4 separate regions of the Homo sapiens genome follow, and all the other regions are linked to region 1. A link is a loop called in an ENCODE intact Hi-C map of the cell type or tissue named here. Cell type or tissue: CD4-positive, alpha-beta T cell. All regions are shown on one strand.

Region 1 (5,000 bases):
GAGACTGTGTTTTTTCCCACTCAGGTGAAGCCACGCACATCTCCTTTCTGGACAGTGTAAACCTCTAGAATCTGGGGAAGTGGTGGGATGGGGGAACCCAAGAAGGAAGTCTTCAACCTCTTGCTAAGGTGACAAACTGGGATAGAAGAAATGGGACTTGGTACGCTGAATTTGTTCACACTGCCCACATTTGAGTGTTTACAGTTGCTAATAGAACTGGGTTGAGGCCAGACATGGTGGCTCATGCCTGCAATCCAAAGACTTTGGGAGGCTGAGGTGGGAGAATCACTCGAAGCCAGGAATTCAAGACCAGCCTGGGCAACTTAGTGAAACCCATCTTTACAAAACAAATAAGCAAACAAACAAACAAACAGAAACTGGCCTAGAGTGTTATCCTTTTCCCCTAGTATGTGCCATAGCATTTACTCTGAAAATTTTGAAGTTCAAGTCTTTGGACTTCAAAAGGCTACTTTGTTAATCAGGTCTCTTGGCTCAAAACATGATGTGTTACACGTTATATAAGACAAAAAAAAAAAAAAAAAACAGGAAGGCTGACCGCTTGGACATTAGATGACTCGGATGAAAGACTTCTAAAATGATTTCAAATTTCAAACATCCACTGGGAACTTGCCAATTTGAAGTGAGTTTGAGGAAAAGTTCAACTTTCCACCTCCCTGTTCTAGTGGAAAAACACGGTAAGTCTTGCTTCTCAGAGTGCCTTCCATGAGCCAGTAGCATCGCCATCACCTGGGAGCTTGTTAGAAATGCAGAACTCAGACCCTAGAGACTGAATCAGAGTCTGCATTTTACCAAGATCCTCATGCTATTTCTTGCACATTAAGGTTGAGAAGGATTGCAGCAATGCAATGGGCACACCAGCAGGCTCTTGAAGGCACTGCCATACTGCACAGCTTCCACAGGCCTGGAGCCTGAATCCTCTGAGACACATCGTCCCTGAAATTGAAAGATTGGCACTTCACCCACACCTGAGACGGGAAACATCATCTCTTCCTAGGAGGACCTGTGTGACCCCGCCTGCATGAAAGGTACATCAAGAGGGAAGAACCAAACTACCAGAGCTTATCATTGCTCTTCTGTGAGAGGGAAACTTTTGCAGGGCTGCTCAAAGGCTGGTAAAAAGCCTTGCTTTAATGCCCAAGGCTTTGATGGCATCGCCCTTGTTCCCACCCAGGTTTGCTCACTCGGTCTGCAGTGGCAGGCCCACACTCGGCATTCCCCGGAGTCCTCCAGTGCCTGCGTGCACTTTCTCTTCTTGGTTGGAGGCAATGAGGCTCTAAAATCAAGACACCAAAACGAAGGTTAGGATTCTTCCTTGTGTTCCATGTTATGTTAAATAAAATTTAATCTCCCAGGCTCTCTGCTTTCCTAAGTCTAATTCCAATTAGTTAAGGTTCCTTGAGCCCTACTAGGCTGAAACTATTTCCCTTGATCAAGTGGATCTGAGATTCACCAACCTGAAAGATAAGCTGACAATGTTTATAATGGCAGAGGACTCATTGAGACAGGGAAGATACAGACTTAAAATATAGGTATACATTTTACACCCGACAACTTTTTTCATGTGGAGTTTTACCACAATTTTTGATAGCCTTTACTCTTTCTGGCACTCTCTAGATCCAGAAGAGGAAATAAAAGAAAGAAAAGGGGAGAAGACAGAAGAAAAGAACATTAGTTAATGCTTAATTAGCAGATATTTCTCGGAGAGCTCATTCACAATCCCTTTGGGTAGTCTAGCTGAGGCTGCATAAGCTTACGGTGTTTCCTCCATCATCCAGAACCTCACTGTATATTTCTGACATTTTAGCTTTTGGTTGAATGAGGACCTTGGATTTGGAGGGTTTTTAATTAAAAGATTGTCTAAGCCAAGAACACTGGGACCTCGCGATGTCCTATACGCGTCTCAACACTGCCATCTCCTGGACAGGACTCCACTGTGCATTCTCTCTAGGTGCCTGCCAGAGGCAGGCTGCTCCGAGGCTTTCCGCAAAGGTCTTTGATAACTAAATATCTTTTTCTTTACCCAGGGCTGTGACACAGAGGCTGCTGAGGGTAAGAACAACCTATCCCCAGATGGGAGGACACGGATTGGTCCAGGGGGGTGGCAAGATGACTGGCGTTTGAGTGGCAGCTGTGAAAGCCTCCGTGGATTTGGCAGGAGTCGCCCATTCCAGAGGTGCTCTGCAGCGGGTGCATGGGCGGCATCGCAGGAGCAGCTGTGGGGTGGAGAAAAGGAGCTGGAGTCCTCCCAGCTGTGGGCCTCAGGGTTGGGTAGCATGCACCTGGGGAGAGACACAAGCAGGAAGTGCCCCTTTCTCACGGCCCAGAGTCGAGGAGGAAGAGCAACAGTGCCAGATGTGCTGAAGGTGGATCGCACTCACCTTTGACCTGCGGAGGAGAGCATGAGTCGGATGCAGAATAGGGCGGGGTGTCTGGGAGCTGGCGTTGCCTGAAGATTAGAGACATACATTGCGTTTTTGTTTCACTCTAGTCCATTATAGTTTTGTCACAAATGGGAGACAACCCTCAGTGTACAGCCCCCACAGTGATGGTTCCAGGTGCTGGGCATGGGGGGGTGAGGGGTTTGGGAAGTGAGACCCCAGCAGACCAGGCCCAAGGTCGTGTCCTGGTTAAGTGAGTGGGCTTTGGGTCCCAGCTCTTCCACTTCCTAGCTGTGTATCCATGAATAAGTACGTAACCTCTCCAGGCCTCCATTTCCTCATCTACAAAATGGAAATAATCATTACATCTACCTCACAGCATTGTTGTGAGAATTAAATGAGATCATGTATATAAAGCCCATTAACATAATGTCCCAAACATAGTGAGTGCCCAATAAAGTTTAATATTATTGCTTCTTATAAAGGACAAATATTTAAAGTGACAGATATCCCAATGGCACTGATTGAATCTTTACAAATTACATGGATGTATTAAATTATCACATTTACCCCCAAATATATATACATCTATTATGTATCAATAAAATTTTTTAAATAATTACTTCTTAATACTCCTATACCAGAAAAAAATGGTTGTACATACTGTTTGAGCTAACGAAATGTAAATTGCTGTCCCTACAGCAATGATTTTCCATCTGGGCGCAAAGGGATCCCAAAGCTCTTAAAAGGAGTTCAGGGGTTGTATAACAAGAACACTTTAAATTGCTGAGGAGAAAATAACTTTTTTCTGTTTTATATATTGAAGTGCAAGTAATTTTTTTTTTTTTTTTTTGAGATGGAGTCTTGCTCTGTTACCCAGGCTGGAGTACAGTGACATGATTTTGGCTCACTGCAACCTCCACCTCCCAGGTTCAAGTGATTATCCTGACTCAGCCTCCCAAGTAGCTGGGATTACAGGCGCCTGCCACCACACCTGGTTAATTTTTGTATTTTTAGTAGAGACAGGGTTTCACCATGTTGGCCAGGCTGGTCTTGAACTCCTGACCTTAGGTGATCTGCCTGTCTCAGCCTCCCAAAATGTAGGGATTACAGGCGTGAGCCATGGCACCCAGCCAGTAAAATTTTATTTTTAAAAAAATGTGTACTACCACTAAAGAAGTGTGAAAATCTCTGTTTCAAAAGACCTACAAGTTGCTTATAGCTCAGCATCTCTGTGATGCTGCATCATACATAAGCACCCCAACCTCTACTTGATTCTCTTGCTTGAAGAGGAAGCTTCAAGTTTAGTATGTTTAAAAGTCCAACATAATACGATGAAAAGCTTGCTTTTATCATTTATCAGAAAAGTTGTTTTCTCCTCAAATTAGTTCTTTATAATTTATTCACTTCCTATTAATAAGGGAAGAGAGGACACACATCTACTCTCCTCCAAAAATCCCACTCAAATAAATGTAAAGGAATAAAGAGACATAATAAAGAATATGAGCAGAGACCCCAGCAGACCAAATTTTAATAACATGGCAGCAGACAGAAATAGAATAGATGATAACTGAACTAGTAGAATGGACAAAACACAACCAAGACTGCCTGGAAATGGTGGAGGGAACAGAGGGATCCAACAAGAAGTTTTCCAATCAAACAAAACTCAAAAAGCCCAGGACGCAGGAGTCACCATGAGCTTCTGCATTCAGGGCTAAGGGTGGAGCTGAAAACAAAAGGATTGGTTGAACATTTGAACAAGAAACAACTGGAGGCCTGGCGCGGTGGCTCATGCCTGTAATCCCAGCACTTTGGGAGGCGGAGGCGGGCGGATCACGAGGTCAGGAGATCGAGGGCATCCCACCTAACACGGTGAAACTCCGTCTCTACTAAAAATACAAAAAATGAGCCAGGCGTGGTGGCAGCCGCCTGTAGTCCCAGCTACTCGGGAGGCTGAGGCAGGAGAATGGCGTGAACCCGGGAGGCGGAGCTTGCAGTGAGCCAAGATCGCGCCACTGCACTCCAGCCTAGCTGACCGAGCGAGACTCCGTCTCAAAAAAAAAAAAAAAAAAGAAAGAAAGAAAGAAAGAAAGACCTGGACCCTTATATTAGCTTCCCCACCCTGTAAAGCTACCTCCATCACCCCAACAGAAGTTGGAAAGGTTTACTCTCTAGAGAAATGGTCCCAGGGAAACTGTGGTACAGGGTTACCAGGCACAGTGAATGCTGTGGCTGAGCTACTGGGCTGAAAAAATAGAAGAATTCATTAAAAATCTAACCACTGAATTCTGAGTCTTTTCCTTAACTCTGTTTTGCATGTATCCAAGCAGATTTCCCACAAGTAAGAAATTGGAATAATGTTCCCAAGAAAAATGGAATGTACTCGAGGAAAACGTAGTATTTTCAAGTTACCAAGGAAATAGCCATCCCCTCCTTCATCACTCTACCAAGAAATTCATCCTTGGATGAGAACAATGGTTTGCACACAGAACTTTTTAAACACGAACAAACAATAAAGGACCAGACATTTTGAGAAAGGCTTTAACATTAAAGACAGAGAACAAAACCAGATAAATAGGGAATGCTAAAGAATCACAAAGA
Region 2 (5,000 bases), 1.8 Mb before region 1:
AAATAACAAGAAAGCTTGACACAGAATCAAGAGCATAGTAAAAGTGGCTGCTGTTAATACTATTAACTGAATCAAACACCAGCAAACACTTGCCTAGTTCTTTGTCCTCCTGGATGATCCTGACATGGTGGGTAGCATGAACCAGCACATAATGGACTTCATCTTTCCTACCACTAGTTTCTAAAATTCATGAATGAAGGCTACTCTTGCTGAGGGCACCCTCTACCTTCCCACTGTCCTTTCAGACCCCCTAGTGGCTGACCCAACACAAAGGTCAGAAAGTCCTCAGAAGCCTCTCCTGGCACCTGGCAGTGAGTCAGGGCTGGTTAAATCTGGATGAGGATAGTGCAGCCTGGAGGGCTTTCCTCGGAGATCACTGCACTCACTAGGTCCACCCTCTCTCCCAGATACTAGGAAGGGAAAACATGCCAAGTCCATAAAACAATAGCACCATCAAGTGTCTGACTATTAAACATTCAAATGTTCATGGGGCAGAACACTGAGCATAGACATAGCCTCTCTTCTCTCTGCCACCTAATAACACAAATGTGACACAGCAGCCACATCTGCAGCGCTATGTAAAATGTTCCAAAGATTAGTGTATATTCAGATTATCTCATTTGGGACTCAAGTCAACCCCATATAAGGCATGTGGATAATAATGTATTGACTTGTGAGACAACTGGGATAAAGAAGAAATGTTAGATTTTCTCTGATTATATAGTTAGTGGGTAGGGTAGTAAGAGTAGTCTTTGAAACTGCTGTATTTCAGTGAGCCTAACAAGTCATTGAAGATAAAATACACAATTATTTTTATCTGCTACCAAGGAAGAAAAATGCTGAGATGCATCAATTGTAATTATTTCAAAATTAAAATGTGAAAAAATGTGCACCTTATTGACTAAATACACTAAGTAATTCTTCTCATTCCTAGTTTTATTTACTTTCAACACAGCTTATATGGTCCATGTCCTCAACTTTCTTTTGCTCCACAAGAAGGGAATAATGAAGTCACCACATCATTGTTTTCCTTTGGCTAGGGCACTTTGGCAGAATTTAAGGGAATTTTTTGTTTCATTATTTCTTAAAAAATATGCTTGTGTTTTTTTTTGTTTGTTTTTTTAAAGTATGTTTCTGTCTTTTCCTGCTTTATTCCCTGTTCTCATCATTAGGTTAAAAGTGGAACAAAGTGAGAGTTTTGAGGGACTAATTATTAGTTTAAAGTGAATGGCTGACTTTATGATGATATGACAATTTTAAATGGCTGGAGGTGGACTCATGAGGGGTTTAAAGATTTTATCAGAGGTTGATAAAATCTAATTTGCACTCCACCTAGATGTATTTCTTCAAACATAACATAAACTTAATATATTCCTGATGAAGTATTTCTGTTATTAAACTCTTAACAAAAAATTTTTTTACAGCTCCTTCACCAGTGCAACCGCCATTTTTCTCTGAATGTTCATTGGGGTATTTTTCTCCAGCACCATCTCTTTCTTTGCCTCCACCACCTCAGGTTTCTGTAAGTCAGAATTGATTTCTAAGAAAATTATTTTGTCTTGTCTTTTCTAATTTGTTTTTAAAAACGAATGGTTAGGTTTGAAGAGGGCTTAAAAAATCAGAATTGCTTACCAAGAATTAATAGCAATGAAATACGTAGAATAAACAGTTGATTATACCAGCAAGCTATCCATTTGGTAGATTTTTTTCATAGCTAATTTTTAATTTCATGTTGACTTTTCGGTACCTATCATGTTTCCTTCTTCACTTTACTCTCAGATAGTAGCTACTCAGAAAATTTATTCAAAAACAGAAGTTATCTACTGTTTTGGACTGTCTCTTTTTTAGGGAATTGGAATTTACATGCATTAGGATGCTTCTAAAAATTAATACTCTCCTTTCTCCTCTTTTCATAAAAATGGTTATTTTTAACTTGAAAATCCAGCAAAAGAAAAGCATTTTCTATGAAGTTAATTTCTTTTCCCCCCCATCTCCAGTCCTCCCACTAAAAATAAAACAAAAAAATAAAAACAATAAAAGGAAAAGGAAAAAAAGGAAGTAGAGGAATCACACATTAAAAGTTTTGACATTATTTTTAGATTGAGAGGACCTAGAGATCAAATTGAGTATCTCTCAGTAGGTGTAAGAGGGAACTTTTCCGTTTCAGGAAAGACGTCTAGTGTCTTTCTAGAACATATATGGTGAGGGGAATATTAGAGCCGATAGTGAGAGAGAAAACAGCACTTTCTTCGTTGTAATGTTTTCTTTTTGGGAATGAATAAATGAACTAAATGCCAAGGGAAATAGTGGAAGATCTTTGATGCAAATACATATCCAAATTTAGGGATTTGTGTAAAATTAGTTTCCTTTATAGATATTCTTTAAGAAGCCATTTTAAGAGAGTAGTGGTGATTCTTCTTGATACTTAATTAATGATTAAAGTACTCTGGACTATTATTCACAGAATCCCTTGGTTTCTAATTTTTATTTTTTACTGAAATATTATGTCTTGGGTTTCAGTACCTCTACTTGCTTTCAGGTAGTCATCTAGAAGGAAGGACCCTGTATAGTTTGATATCTATATCTTCTAGAATGCTAAATGGATATAAGAATTGGAACAGAGAAGTTTCTATAATTTTCCTTGAAGTTAATAAATGTTTCAAATATTGTTGATTTTTTTTAAAATTGTAAAAATAACACTTTTTCGTGGTTGGCTATTGATTTCTGGTTTGTTTTGAGGTTAACATATACTTAGCTTACTATATTTACAGCTAAAATAATAATGTAAAGTTTATTTTTTTCTAGTTTAATATTGCTGCAGAGAGAAGCATTTGAGTTGATAAAATTTGCGTTGTAATTCTTTCTTTTTTTAAAAAATAGTCTCTGCCACCTTTGAGCCAGCCTTATGTGGAAGGCTTGTGTGTTTCTCTTGAACCTCTACCTCCTCTACCACCATTACCACCTCTCCCACCTGAAGATCCAGAACAGCCTCCAAAACCACCTTTTGCAGATGAGGAAGAGGAGGAAGAAATGCTGCTTCGAGAAGAACTACTTAAATCTCTAGCAAATAAAAGAGCTTTTAAGCCAGAGGTAATTTAGGTACCTAAACCTCTAGGTGGTGCTCTTGAGCTTAGCTTTACGGTAGTCCTACTTTTTTCTGGTTACTTGGGCATCATTGGGCTTTTCAGCAAAGTGGGGATAATTCTAACATGCTCAAGATTTTTAAAGGTGGCAGAAATTTATTTTTATTTAGGAATGTTTAATGTCTTTCTCTTCCTTATGTAGGAAACATCCAGTAATAGTGACCCACCTTCACCTCCAGTTCTGAACAATTCACATCCTGTGCCAAGAAGCAATCTATCAATAGTCAGTATTAACACAGTGTCTCAGCCTAGGATACAGAATCCAAAGTTTCACAGAGGACCCCGTCTTCCACGAACTGTGATCTCGGTAAAAACAAAAATTTAATGCTACTTTTATTCAAACAGTTATGATAAATTTCTATGAAGTTTAGCTGTCCTGTTTTCTACCCCTTGGTTTATTTATATACACACATATATTCACATATAAATACAAATTTTTAAAATTTATTTTTAATTTATTAATGATAAAATGAGAGCAACACCTTCACTTGAAAACTGGTAAGAGTTTGGTGATAGTGTGTTGGGGGAGGTATTGTTTTCATCAGAGTGGTGTACTTTCCTCTGACATTTCTTCAGCTTTTTTTCTATAGAAATGGGCTCATTCAGATTTTCTATCTTTTTGGAGTCAAAATTTTAACAAATTGCATGTTTTTTATTTCTCCCATCTCTTTGTATACTTTGTGTATGTTTTCCAACCAATGACTACACTATGATGGAAGAAATTATTTATGATGTTTATTAAGGAGGTTGAAATGATAGTTTGTTTCTACCTTGTTTTGTAATGGCTTCAAAGTAAAATAAATAGAACAAAGACAAGTTGAAATCTTTCCTGTTAGGTAAGCCAGTTTTGGCAATTTACCCTCTATATGTAACCACAAAGTACAGAATTTTGATAATTATTATGTAAAATTAACAAAATTTTTCTTTGGTTTTAAAAGAGTTAATTTAAATTGCATTGTGGTTCTTTATAATAGAAAGTTAGTGAAAATAAAATTTTAATGAGAGTAATTATAGAATAGAAAGTCTTAAAGAATATACAACATTTTATGTCTCAGTCATATAACCAGTATTGGTCGACTCAGTGGATTATGTAATACAACCCTAGAAGGAGCCATAGACTGTCTACTTGGAGCCCATTATTTTTGTGGATTGAAATTGAACAAGGTTAAATGACATCCTTTTGTTATCACGAGTAATAAATATATTGTCTTTGCAGCTTCCAAAGCATAAATCAGTGGTTGTAACACTAAATGATTCAGATGATAGTGAATCTGATGGAGAGGCTTCCAAGTCAACAAATAGTGTTTTTGGTGGATTAGAGTCCATGATTAAAGAAGCAAGACGAACTGCTGAGGTAAGTGCAATAATTAAAGGTGGAAAGAAAGATGACCTTTTGATGATCAGTAAAGTTTATTTTTTCCTGAAAATTAAACCATAAAGTTATAGATTTTTAATAACATTGATTTGTGGAAATATTTTAAGTATTTGTGCTATTAGGACTTTATATAATGAAGCATGTATCAATGTAGATTGATTTTACTATTAAAAGTTTCCATTATTTGTGTTTCCTATTAAGTATTTCCTTTTTCAAAATAGTAAAATTGGTTGGATAATTGTTCTGTGTAGTAAGGAGACTGTTGTTTTAGAGTTGTGTTGTGTTACCAGAAAACAGTTTTTATTAAAATGTATTCTCTAAGTACAACTTTTATCGTTTTTTCCCTATTTCAGTAGTTGTTTAGCTGTGATTTAATTCAATGATTTTCAGACTGTAGATCTTCACTACTTGGTGGCGTATACAATTTAGTAGTTATCAACCAACATTGTTTTAGAAAAAAGAATAGAAAATGATGACATTCA
Region 3 (5,000 bases), 850 kb before region 1:
AATACAAAAATTAGCCAGGCGTGGTGACGTGCGCCTGTAATCCCAGCTACTTGGGAGGCTGAGGCAGTATAATTGCTTGAACCCAGGATGCGGAGGTCGCAATGAGCTGAGATCATGCCACTGCACTCTAGCCTGGGCAACAGAGCAAGACTCTGCCTCGGAGGAAAACAAACAAAAAAAAAATGGATGCTCACCACCACCTCGCCCTTGCCCCACAGAAGCCTGTGGTGCTGGCAGGTTGCCTGGCCTCATTAGACATCGAGAGGGAGCCCCTTGGAGCTGTGCTCCCTGCATGTCCTTGGCAATGTCACGCTGCACCTGGGGCTCTGAGGGGAGCTCCTAAAACCCTCACGGTCCCTGCTGTGAATATGATCTTCTGAATCATTTGTTTTACTCTTGTTACGTTGGCTCCTAACTTAGCATGTTGTTACCAAATCCCTATTCAGAGGAATATTTTTTCCTGACAGAATCCTTAGTCTACTTAAGGTTTCTAAGAAAAAAAAGTTGGAATTTTAAACCCACCTTAATCAAAAATAAGAGTAAAAATGATGAAGTACTAAAGGATCTATGAGAATGAATACATTCAAAGTATGGCAGAGGCCCACTTTGCCTGAAGGAATATACCTCAGATGTGGATCCTTCATCTTGTCAGTCTCCAGAGGATGGTCAGCCCTACTCAAACACCTGTCCGTTTTTCCAGGCAGCTCTTTTTTTCATTGCCCAAGGCAGCTTTTTAAAATCAGTGTTGCTGTCCTTAAATTCTCTTCTCCCATCCGATACATAGAAAAATACAGAATCTAGGAATAAACCATCCTAAATTACCTCTCTTGTTCCCTGACCCCATCAAGAACTCACACATGTGTGTGTAGGCACACGTGCACACAGTAGGATCTCCTGAGAGCTTATTCGTTTTTGTTTTCCTACTTCCTAATACCACACACATAATAGAGGTTCTCTAAAAATTGACTGAATGATACAGAGTTAGCCTTACTCATGGGAGTTAGACATATTCGTCTATTTCAGCTCTAAAACATCCAGTTGATTCTAGAAAGCCCAGAGAAAGGGAGAAATTCTCACTTGCCACCTCCTTCACGGGTGCTTAAATTATCCAACCACCCTATGTGGCCAATTGGTTTTTAAGGTCTGTGGTCGTGGCCCCTCTGCTCCTGTTTAATGAATAAACTTTGTAAACTTTAAGAGACTCTATCCTGAACCTGTTAATACAGCGTAAATATGCATCAAGACACTTAAGAAAATATCCTACAATTGAGTGGTTCCATATTAGTGAAAGAATGGTCTAGAAATCTAGAGAGAGGTCTCAGACAAGGCGATTGCAAGTTTCTCCAGGTGAGGCAATACTTCCTCATCTTTGAACATTGTGTAGAGGGGTGACTGTCCTTACCATTGCTTTCCTATTTGTACATGTTTAAACTCCAACATTTTTTTTTCATTTCTGGGGAGGGATTTTTCTTCCATCCAAATTTTTGATCCAGGTAATCATTATAATCTTGACCAATGGTTTAACTTTCCATCACAGTTTCATAGAAGAGAGTTGTTTATTTCACTTTAAAGTATATTTTCTTTCTTTTCCTTCCTCCTTCCTTCCTCTCTCTCTCCTTCCTCCTTCCTTCCTCTCTCTCCTTCCTCCTTCCTTCCTCTCTCTTGCCTTCCTCCTTCCTTCCTCTCTGTCTCCTTCCTCTCTCTCCTTCCTCTCTCTCTCCTTCCTCTATCTCTCCTTCCTCCTTCCTTCCTCTCTCCTTCCTCCTCACTTCCTCTCTCTTTCCTCTCTCTTTCCTTCCTTCTGTCTCTCTCTCTCCTTCATTCTCTGTCTCTCTCTCTCCTTCCTCCCTCCTCTCTCTTTCTCTATCTCCTTCCTCCTTCCTTCTGCTCTCTCTCATTCTCTCTCCTTCCTCTCTCTGTCTCTCTCTCTCTCTCCCCCAAGCTGGAGTGGCGTGGCATGATCCTAGCTCACTGTAACTTCAAACTCCTGGGCTCAAGTAGTCCACTCGCCCCAGCCTCCTAAGTAAATAGGACTATAAGCACATGCCACCATGTCCAGTTAATTCTTTTATTTTTTGCAGAGATGGGGGTCTCACTAGCTGATCTCCAACTCCTGGTCTCAAGTGATCCTCTTGTCTCAGCCTCCCAAAGTGCTAGAATTACACGCATGAGCCACTGTGCCTGGCCTCTGATTTCTACCTTTTTTTTTTAATTCATTTATTCTTTTGAGACGGGGTCTTGCTCTGTCACCCAGGCTGGAGCACAGTGGCATGATCTCAGCTCACTGCAACCTCCTCCTCCAGGGTCCAAGCTATTCTCCTGCCTCAGTCTCCCAAGTAGCTGGGGTTACAGGTGCCCGTCACCATGCCCGGCTAATTTTTGTATTTTTAGTAGAGACGGGGTTTCACCATGTTGGCCAGGCAGGTCTTGAACTCCTGACCTGAGGTGATCCACCTGCCTTGGCCTCCCAAAGTGTTGGGATTACAGGAGTGAGCCACCAAGCCAGGCCTTCTAATTTAAATATGTTCTTCCATATATGACCTGCAGGTGGCAGAGTGAAACAGCACTATACTGTAAAAGTAAAAATCGAGGCTTGGGTGTGACAGAAATTCTCATTAGAACTTACATCCTCTAGGGTGATACTAGTGAAATCTAGTGTGGGCAGGGTGTCTCACAAAATCTTTAACACAATGTCAATAATAGTTTGCTTGGAATTATTATTTTTTCATTGTTTTTTTGTCATCCACTAGTTGTATCCCCCCAAGAGGATAAAAATATCAAATGACATTATGAAAAATATCAAATGACATTAGAACGTCAAAATCCTCAAAATAGAAATAACAAGTAAAATAATTAAAACATGGCTTGAACATGGTTATTGGACTCCTCAGGTTTTTTTTTTCTTAAATCATTATGATTCTTCATAAGAAAGTAAACTGTGTAATTCAGTAAACTAAATTGTAAGCTGCTTGGAGGTAAGGATGTCTCTTTTTTATTGCCATGTCCATGTATTTGTATTGCCTATTAAGGTGCCTGGTGTACATTAGACCTTAATAAATGCTTAATTTCGTCCTTCATTCCCACTCACTGTTGGTAAAAGTGGTTATGGTGGGCATAGTTATAATCTAGAAGTAAGTGTTAATATTTTAGAGCTGGGGGCCTCTCAAAAGGCCAAAAATATAGCATTTTACAGTTGGGAGAAACCTTAGAGTAGTGGTCCCCAAAACTCATTTAACATAGTCCTCTAGGGAAACTTTGTAATATTTCTAGATATTCCTATCTAAACAGACTTTCCAGATGGAAAATATTCTAGAGTCCAATCCAAATTCAGCTTCAACAGCTCTGGTCCAGGGTTGGGGAAAGATGATACTCAGATAGATAGATAGATAGATAGATAGATAGATAGATAGACAGATAGATACAAATAGATCATCTCTACATGTAATCTGTATAAAGATCTATATATACACACATATATGCAAACATGTATAACATATTTAAATATATTCATTAAATGCATGTGTTTAAATACATTTAAGTTTAAATGCATATATTTAAATGTCTATGGTGTATTTGAATATATTTATATTAGTATATATTTCTATAATCTGTATTTAAATTATTCCTATTTGGGAACTGTAATCTCAGTCTCCCTGGTCCAGGTCGCAAGGATGTTCCCATAACTCTACAGCTGTTGCAGAGCCTCTGATGTGAAAGCAGTGGCCATAACCCTTATTGGAAGCAGAGTTCTAGAACTGAAACAACTCATGGATTGCAAACCTGGAAGCTTTTCTAATAATTTTCTAAAATCAGTTTCATTTTTGGCCCCGTAGTATTCCAACAGCTCTTACCTACTCTATTATACTGGGTTCCTATAGCCATATTCATTACTAAAATTGTTAGGATCACAGGCTGTTGGTGCCAGAAGGCATCCTCTTTAGTGTTGTGTGGACAAGGAATGGAGATAAAGAAGTTAACTAATTAGTTTACAAAGAACTTTGAGAATTGAAGGAAGCCATCTGTCAGTACAGGTTGAATATCCCTAATCCAAAAATCCAAAATCCAAAGTGCTCCAAAATTCAAAACTTATTGAACATTGACATGATGCTCAAAGGAAAGGATCACTGTAGAATTTCAGATTTTGAATCTTTGGATTAGGGATCCTCAACTGGCATATATATATATATATATATATATATATATATATATTCAGATTTTGGAATATTTGCCATATACATACATACATATATATATATATATATATACACATATATGTATATATATATAATTGAATAACCCAGTACAGGTTGAGTATCCCTGTATCCCTTATCCGAAATGCTTGGGACCAGAAGTGTTTCAGATTTTGGATTTTTTGTTTTTTTTTCAGATTTTGGAATATTTGCCATATATATATATCTAGAGACAGAGAGAGAGAGAGAGATCAGAGAAGGGGCCTGGGCCCTTCTCTGATGCCTCAATGAGCTGAGCTCTGTATATATGTATGGCAAATATTCCAAAATCTGAAAAAAAAAAAATCCAAAATCTGAAACACTTCTGGTCCCAAGCATTTCGGATAAGGGATACAGGGATACTCAACCTGTATTGGGTTATTCAACAATAGAACTGTAGCTGGATTCATGGCTAGCTATGGATTATTTCACATTTTGATAAATCAGTACTTTTCAATTATGCTCTATGGGGCCTTAGGGAAGAGGTAGGCTAGTGGGGCCTGGGCCCTTCTCTGATGCCTCAATGAGCTGAGCTCTGCATGCACTTGTTTTGATTATTAGACTTACAGGTATGATCTTATTTTCTTTCTTAACCAAGAGCCCCCAGCTTTGAAAAGAGTTTGATTACCACTGATACAGTTGTTTACTCAGACAGTCTGCTCGGGCTAAACATGTTCAAGTGAAATCAAAGACCTGAGGGTGAAGTAGATCATGTGATGTTCAAGTACATGTGTCTTTCTCACGTTTTGGCCATTCTGTGCCGTTTGGATG
Region 4 (5,000 bases), 1.9 Mb before region 1:
TTTACTATAGGAACAATGAGAAGTCTTTTAGGACAGTGTGACATAAAATGCAGTCTTCAGGGCAACAGCAGCAGTTAGAAGCTTGTTAGAAATACAATTCTGCCATCCCCCACCCCCATTAAATCAGAATTTCTGCAACTGAATCCAAGAAGAAACTTTTCTTTCACAATCCCTCCTTGTGATTCTTATTCATGGTAAAGTTTGTAAAGCACTGACTTGGAAGGTAGAGTTAACAAGACTTGGGGAACAATGGTTACGAAAAGTGAGAAAGTTAGAGACAGGGAGGAATAAAAAATGAATCCTGCAGTTTTGGTTTAGTCAACTGGTAAATGGTGATGACTTTCACTGGAATAAAAAACACAGGAGGAAGAAAACATTTTTTGATTGTACTTTCTTGGTTTTGTACATTTTGATTTTGAAGTGCCTGAGGTATTCTCAAGTATAAATATCTAGTAGGCAATTGGTTTTATGAACCAGCAGCTTAGGAGAGAGATCTGGGCTTGAGAAAAGGACAAAGACATCATCAATGCACAGAGAGAAATAGCTTCCACAGGGGTAGAGGAGATCACCCAGGGAGAGTGTATAAAGTGAGAGGGTCAGAGGGCCTAGGACAGAGCACCTGAGAACAATGACTTTTAAGAGATGGGTAGAGGAACAGGAGCTGCAAAGAGATACACAAAGAAATTAGAGGAAAACTGGGGAAGTTAATGTCAAGGAGAGAAGAGAACATTCTAAGAAAAAGGGAATCATGAAATGTTTTGGAGAGGTGAAGTTAAGTATGGACTGGTCTTTATGTGTCTTAAGTATCTACTGGTTTAGCTACAAGAGAGCAATTTGAAATTTTGATTTGAACGGTTTCAACTGAGTGGTAGGAGTTGAAATAAACTTGCTCAGGAACTTAACTAAAGATGGTTGATTTAGTCTACTAGTTCTTAACCAGGGGTAATTATGCTCCTCAGGGAACATTTGGTAATATCTGGTGATATTTTGTCTACTGGCATTTAGTGGGAAGAGGCTAGAGATGCATTTAAACATTTGACAATGCACAAGACAGTGCCCCACAACAAGTGCCCCAGCCCAAAATGTCAATGTTGCCAAGGTCAAGAAACCCTACTTTAGCCTAATGAAGTGTGTATATTTTTACAGCCCGTCATAATTATAAATCCACTGGTTATATTAAGTTATGGAGGCAAACAGAGAGTAGGGCTGAACAAGTAGTAAAAGAATAAGAAACTCAAAAGCTCGAAGAAACTATTTCCAACTTTGCCAGTATTATCTATGCATGTCTTTCACATAGTCATTTAAGTATTTTCTCAGCTTCATTTCTCCACGTAGAATTATCTTGTATCCCCAAGGCACTTTTAATCCTCCATTGAACATTGGTTCCTTTTAGCAACTGTTACAGAAAATACATTCTTATTCTAATTAGATTTTTCCTCAGAGACAAAAGGAGAATTCAAAAACACTTTTATAACTACTTGGAGAAATTCTAGTACTTACAGATGCACTGTTTCTATATCACTTTTCTACAAGTACAAGAAATTTCAAGGAATTTGGGTTAATATACTATAATATGCATCCTTTCAAAAAAGAATAAGTTGAGTATTAGGAGCTAAAGTGTAGAAAAACAGGAGTACAACAGGAGAGATAAACGAACCTGAAGAAAAACAAAACAAAACACGATTCCTGCAGCTGCCACAGTGGAGGGAGCTGAAATTGGGGGTTTGCCAGCAAAGCAGGGATTTTGTCTGCTATGCGCTAGAACTGTGTCTGTCACATTTTTGTATCTCCAGTTTCTGGAATGTAGTGCTCAATTAATATGTGTTAACTGAAACAAAGGAATGAATGGAGCTAAGCCTATAAAATACTGTGTATTAAAAATGAGGTTTGAGAAATACTCCTGGGCATATGGAGCATTGTTAAATAAAATTTACTCAAAGCAGCCGGGTGTGGTGGCTCATGTCTGTAATCCCAGCACTGTGGGAGGCCCAGGCAAGTGGATGACACGAGGTCAGAAGTTTGAGACCAGCCTGGCCAACATGGTGAAGCCCCATCTCTACTAAAAATACAAAAAATAAGCCAGGCGTGGTGGTGGGTGCCTGTAATCCCAGCTACTCGGAAGGCTGAGGCAGGAGAATCGTTTGAACCGGGAGGTAGAGGTTGCAGTGAGCCGAGTTCGCACTACTGCACTCCAGCTTGGGCAACAGAGCAAGACTCCATCTCAAAAAAAAAAAAAAAAAAAAATTTACTCAAAGCATTTTCCATCTTAAGCCTCTAATAAGGGTAATAGAATAGCAGCTATCAACTAATGTGTAATTTCTATGAATGAATCCCATTTATTCCTTTATTGCTCAATCATTCAGCAACCTTTGTTGTTGAGTGCCTGGCAAGATGTCTCTGCCATCATGGAGCTCATATTCTAGTGTGGGAGGCAACACAGAAACAATTACAATATGTGTAGTGATCATGTTTGATATCTACCCAGCATGCACACCCCTTTCTCCTTTCAATCAAAATCCAGTCCCTGCTTAGCTATCTACCCTCCCCGGTGTAGCCCAGGTCCCCACAGCTTTGGGTCAGTTCTAATCTCATTCCCCTAGGTTCTTTGCAGCTTTTTTTTTTTTTTCTTAATAGAGATGGAGGTCTCACTATGTTGTCCAGGCCGGTCTAGAACTCCTGGGCTCAAGTGATCCTCCTGCTTCGGCCTCCTGAGTAGCTGGGATTACAGGTGAATGCCACCATGCCTGGCCTCTGCAGCTTCCAAAGCCACTATTTGTACATCTGAAGCAATCTTTCAAATGCTTCTCACTGGCAATAAACTGAGCTGTAATTGTAGTCACTGGCCACAGAGAGGCACTAGCAGCCCAATAAAATTTACCAGGTTGGCCAGCATACATTTAAAGCTGCCAGCGTAATTCAAAATTTAGGTGTCCTTCAACATTAAAAAGAAGGAAACCATGGGGAGATTTTTTTCTGAGTTGTAGAAAACAAGAATATTCCAAAATCCTATGACTCTTGGGTGGAAAAGGGGAGAAGATACAGTTCACAAGCCATTTTTCCCTAAGTTGTTAACTAAAAGTGTCCCAAGAAACTTTACATATGTTTGTCAAAGAAGGAATTTAAGTCCAATGTTCAGCTTCTCAGATCTTTCCACCAGTTTCTACTAAAAATATACACTCTCAAGAGTTAAAAAGGGAAGGCAAGTAAAGAAACCGAAAACGTTGTTTAGTCATAAATATGTAAAGTCGTTCCTCAGTATTCATGGGGGATTTGTTCCAGGGTTCCTCATGGATACCAAAATCCATGAATGCTCAAGTCTGTTATATAAAATGGTGTAGTATTTGCATATACCCTATGCACATCCGAGTTTCACTCTGGTTGCCCAGGCTGGAGTGCAGTGGCGTGATCTTGCCTCACTGTAACCTCCACCTCCTGGATTCAAGTGATTCTTCTGCCTCAGCCTCCCGAGTAGCTGGGATTACAGGTGCTCACCACCACGCCTGGCTAATTTTTGTGTTTTTAGTAGAGATGGGGTTTCACCACATTGGCCAGGCTGGTCTCAAACTCCTGACTTCAGGTGATCCACCCACCTCAGCCTCCCAACTTTCTGTATACTTTAAATCATCTGTAGATTACTTATAATACCTAATACATTGTAAATGCTATGTAAATAGTTGTTATACTACATCGTTTAGGGAATAATGACAAGGAAAAAAGTCTGTACATGTGGAGTACAGACATTTTCTTTCTTGAATATTTTCTATCCTCAGTTGGTTGAATCCACAGGTGCAGAACCCACAAATGGTGGGCCAATTGTATTTTATTTTGCCTTTAGAAATTGTATTTTGAAATAACCATGGCATGAAGCTTACCTAATTATATCAGATGGAAGTGTATGTTTGAGATGATTGGTAATAGGATGTATAACAGCAATTTTTTTTTTTTGAGATGGATTTTCACTCTTGTTTCCTGGGCTGGAGTGCAATGGTACAATCTTAGCTCACCGCAAACTCCGCCTCCCAAGTTCAAGCGATTCTCCTGCCTCAGCCTCCCAAGTAGCTGGGATTACAGGCATGTACCACCAAGCCCGGCTAACTTTGTATTTTTAGTAGAGACGGGGTTTCTCCATGTTAGTCAGGCTGGTCTCGAACCCCCAACCTCAGGTGATCCGCCCACCTCGGCCTCCCAAAGTGAACAGCAATTTTTTAATTACTAAAAAGTTTCAGTTCAGAATGGTAACAGTCTCAATGAGTCAGTCTGCAGTATGTTGATTTTTAAAAACTAGATGCCACTAGTCATATGAAACTGGAAATTCTAGAGATATTTGTCTATTTGAGATGGGCCTGAATGACTATTCTTTCGCATCTTCTTGAGAAATCAGTCAGTGTAGAGAATTTTAAAAGCCTCTTTAATAAAGAAATTGCTTTGCCCTGGTGAAATAATTTGGCTGAGGATTCTTACAGATTTGTGATGTTGAGATTGGAGAGCTTTGGGATAGCTGTAGTCGAATGGGAAGTTTGTAAGTATTAATACTAGTGTATACTGAGAATTATACCATTCAGTACCACTTATTTGAGTGTTTTTTCCTATTGGTTACTCATTCCTACTTGGAAAAGATTTTAATTAAAATCCAGCTGTTGTTAGGCCAGGCGCAGTAGCTTGCACTGTAATCCCAGCACTTTGGGAGGCCAAGGCAAGAGGATCACTTGAGGCCAGGAGTTTAAGACCAGCCTGGGCAACATAGTGAGACCCCCCCATCATCTCTACCAAAAATTTTTAAAAAAATAAAATCAGCTAGGCATGGTGGTGCGCATCTGTAGTCCCAACTACCTTCAAGGCTTAGATGGAAGGATCACTTGAGCTTAGGAGTTTGAGGCCACAGTGAGCTATGATCATGACATTGCATTCCAGCCTGGGTGACAGAGCAAGACCTTATCTCTAAAACAAAACAAAATCTTACCATTCTCCTATACCCCTTTTTAAGTACTTCCTAGCATGTA

Evidence for each region. A loop is a pair of places that touch in the nucleus more often than their neighbours do. Peaks named below come from ENCODE experiments on the same cell type or tissue, not always from the same donor. Only the 100,000 strongest peaks of a DNase experiment are listed, where the experiment ranks them.
Region 2: it touches region 1 in a loop (8-fold over the local background); 2 of 110 quality-filtered maps call a loop at or near these places.
Region 3: it touches region 1 in a loop (13-fold over the local background); 79 of 110 quality-filtered maps call a loop at or near these places.
Region 4: it touches region 1 in a loop (7-fold over the local background); 3 of 110 quality-filtered maps call a loop at or near these places.

Annotation. Positions count from the first base shown.
Region 1 is chr12:69,876,495-69,881,494 of GRCh38, reverse strand. MYRFL (myelin regulatory factor like) reads right to left here. Exons shown (of 25, transcript NM_182530.3): 3 at 2,400-2,467; 4 at 2,042-2,300; 5 at 1,203-1,294. Among named protein-coding and RNA genes, the nearest start is that of MYRFL, 54 kb to the right of the region's middle. RefSeq lists a silencer at 1,772-2,066 and enhancers at 2,166-2,215, 1,733-2,270, 2,271-2,808. In CD4-positive, alpha-beta T cell, CTCF peaks have their summits at 1,725 and 1,929 (motif pointing left); a DNase peak (open chromatin) is centred at 1,934.
Region 2 is chr12:71,634,940-71,639,939 of GRCh38, reverse strand. ZFC3H1 (zinc finger C3H1-type containing) reads left to right here. Exons shown (of 35, transcript NM_144982.5): 7 at 1,425-1,522; 8 at 2,881-3,090; 9 at 3,286-3,450; 10 at 4,360-4,497. LOC124900332 (small nucleolar RNA SNORA17) reads right to left here and starts at 585; the gene lies at 457-585. In CD4-positive, alpha-beta T cell, CTCF peaks have their summits at 2,903 and 3,108 (motif pointing right); a DNase peak (open chromatin) is centred at 3,119.
Region 3 is chr12:70,727,738-70,732,737 of GRCh38, reverse strand. All of the region lies in intron 6 of PTPRR (protein tyrosine phosphatase receptor type R), which reads left to right. The region is part of intron 1 of LOC124902960 (a long non-coding RNA gene); the gene reads right to left. Among named protein-coding and RNA genes, the nearest start is that of PTPRB, 93 kb to the right of the region's middle. In CD4-positive, alpha-beta T cell, a CTCF peak has its summit at 2,534 (motif pointing right); no DNase peak of the experiment used is centred here.
Region 4 is chr12:71,745,023-71,750,022 of GRCh38, reverse strand. No RefSeq gene overlaps it. Among named protein-coding and RNA genes, the nearest start is that of RAB21, 7.3 kb to the left of the region's middle. RefSeq lists a silencer at 1,949-2,158. In CD4-positive, alpha-beta T cell, CTCF peaks have their summits at 2,677 and 2,877; a DNase peak (open chromatin) is centred at 2,842.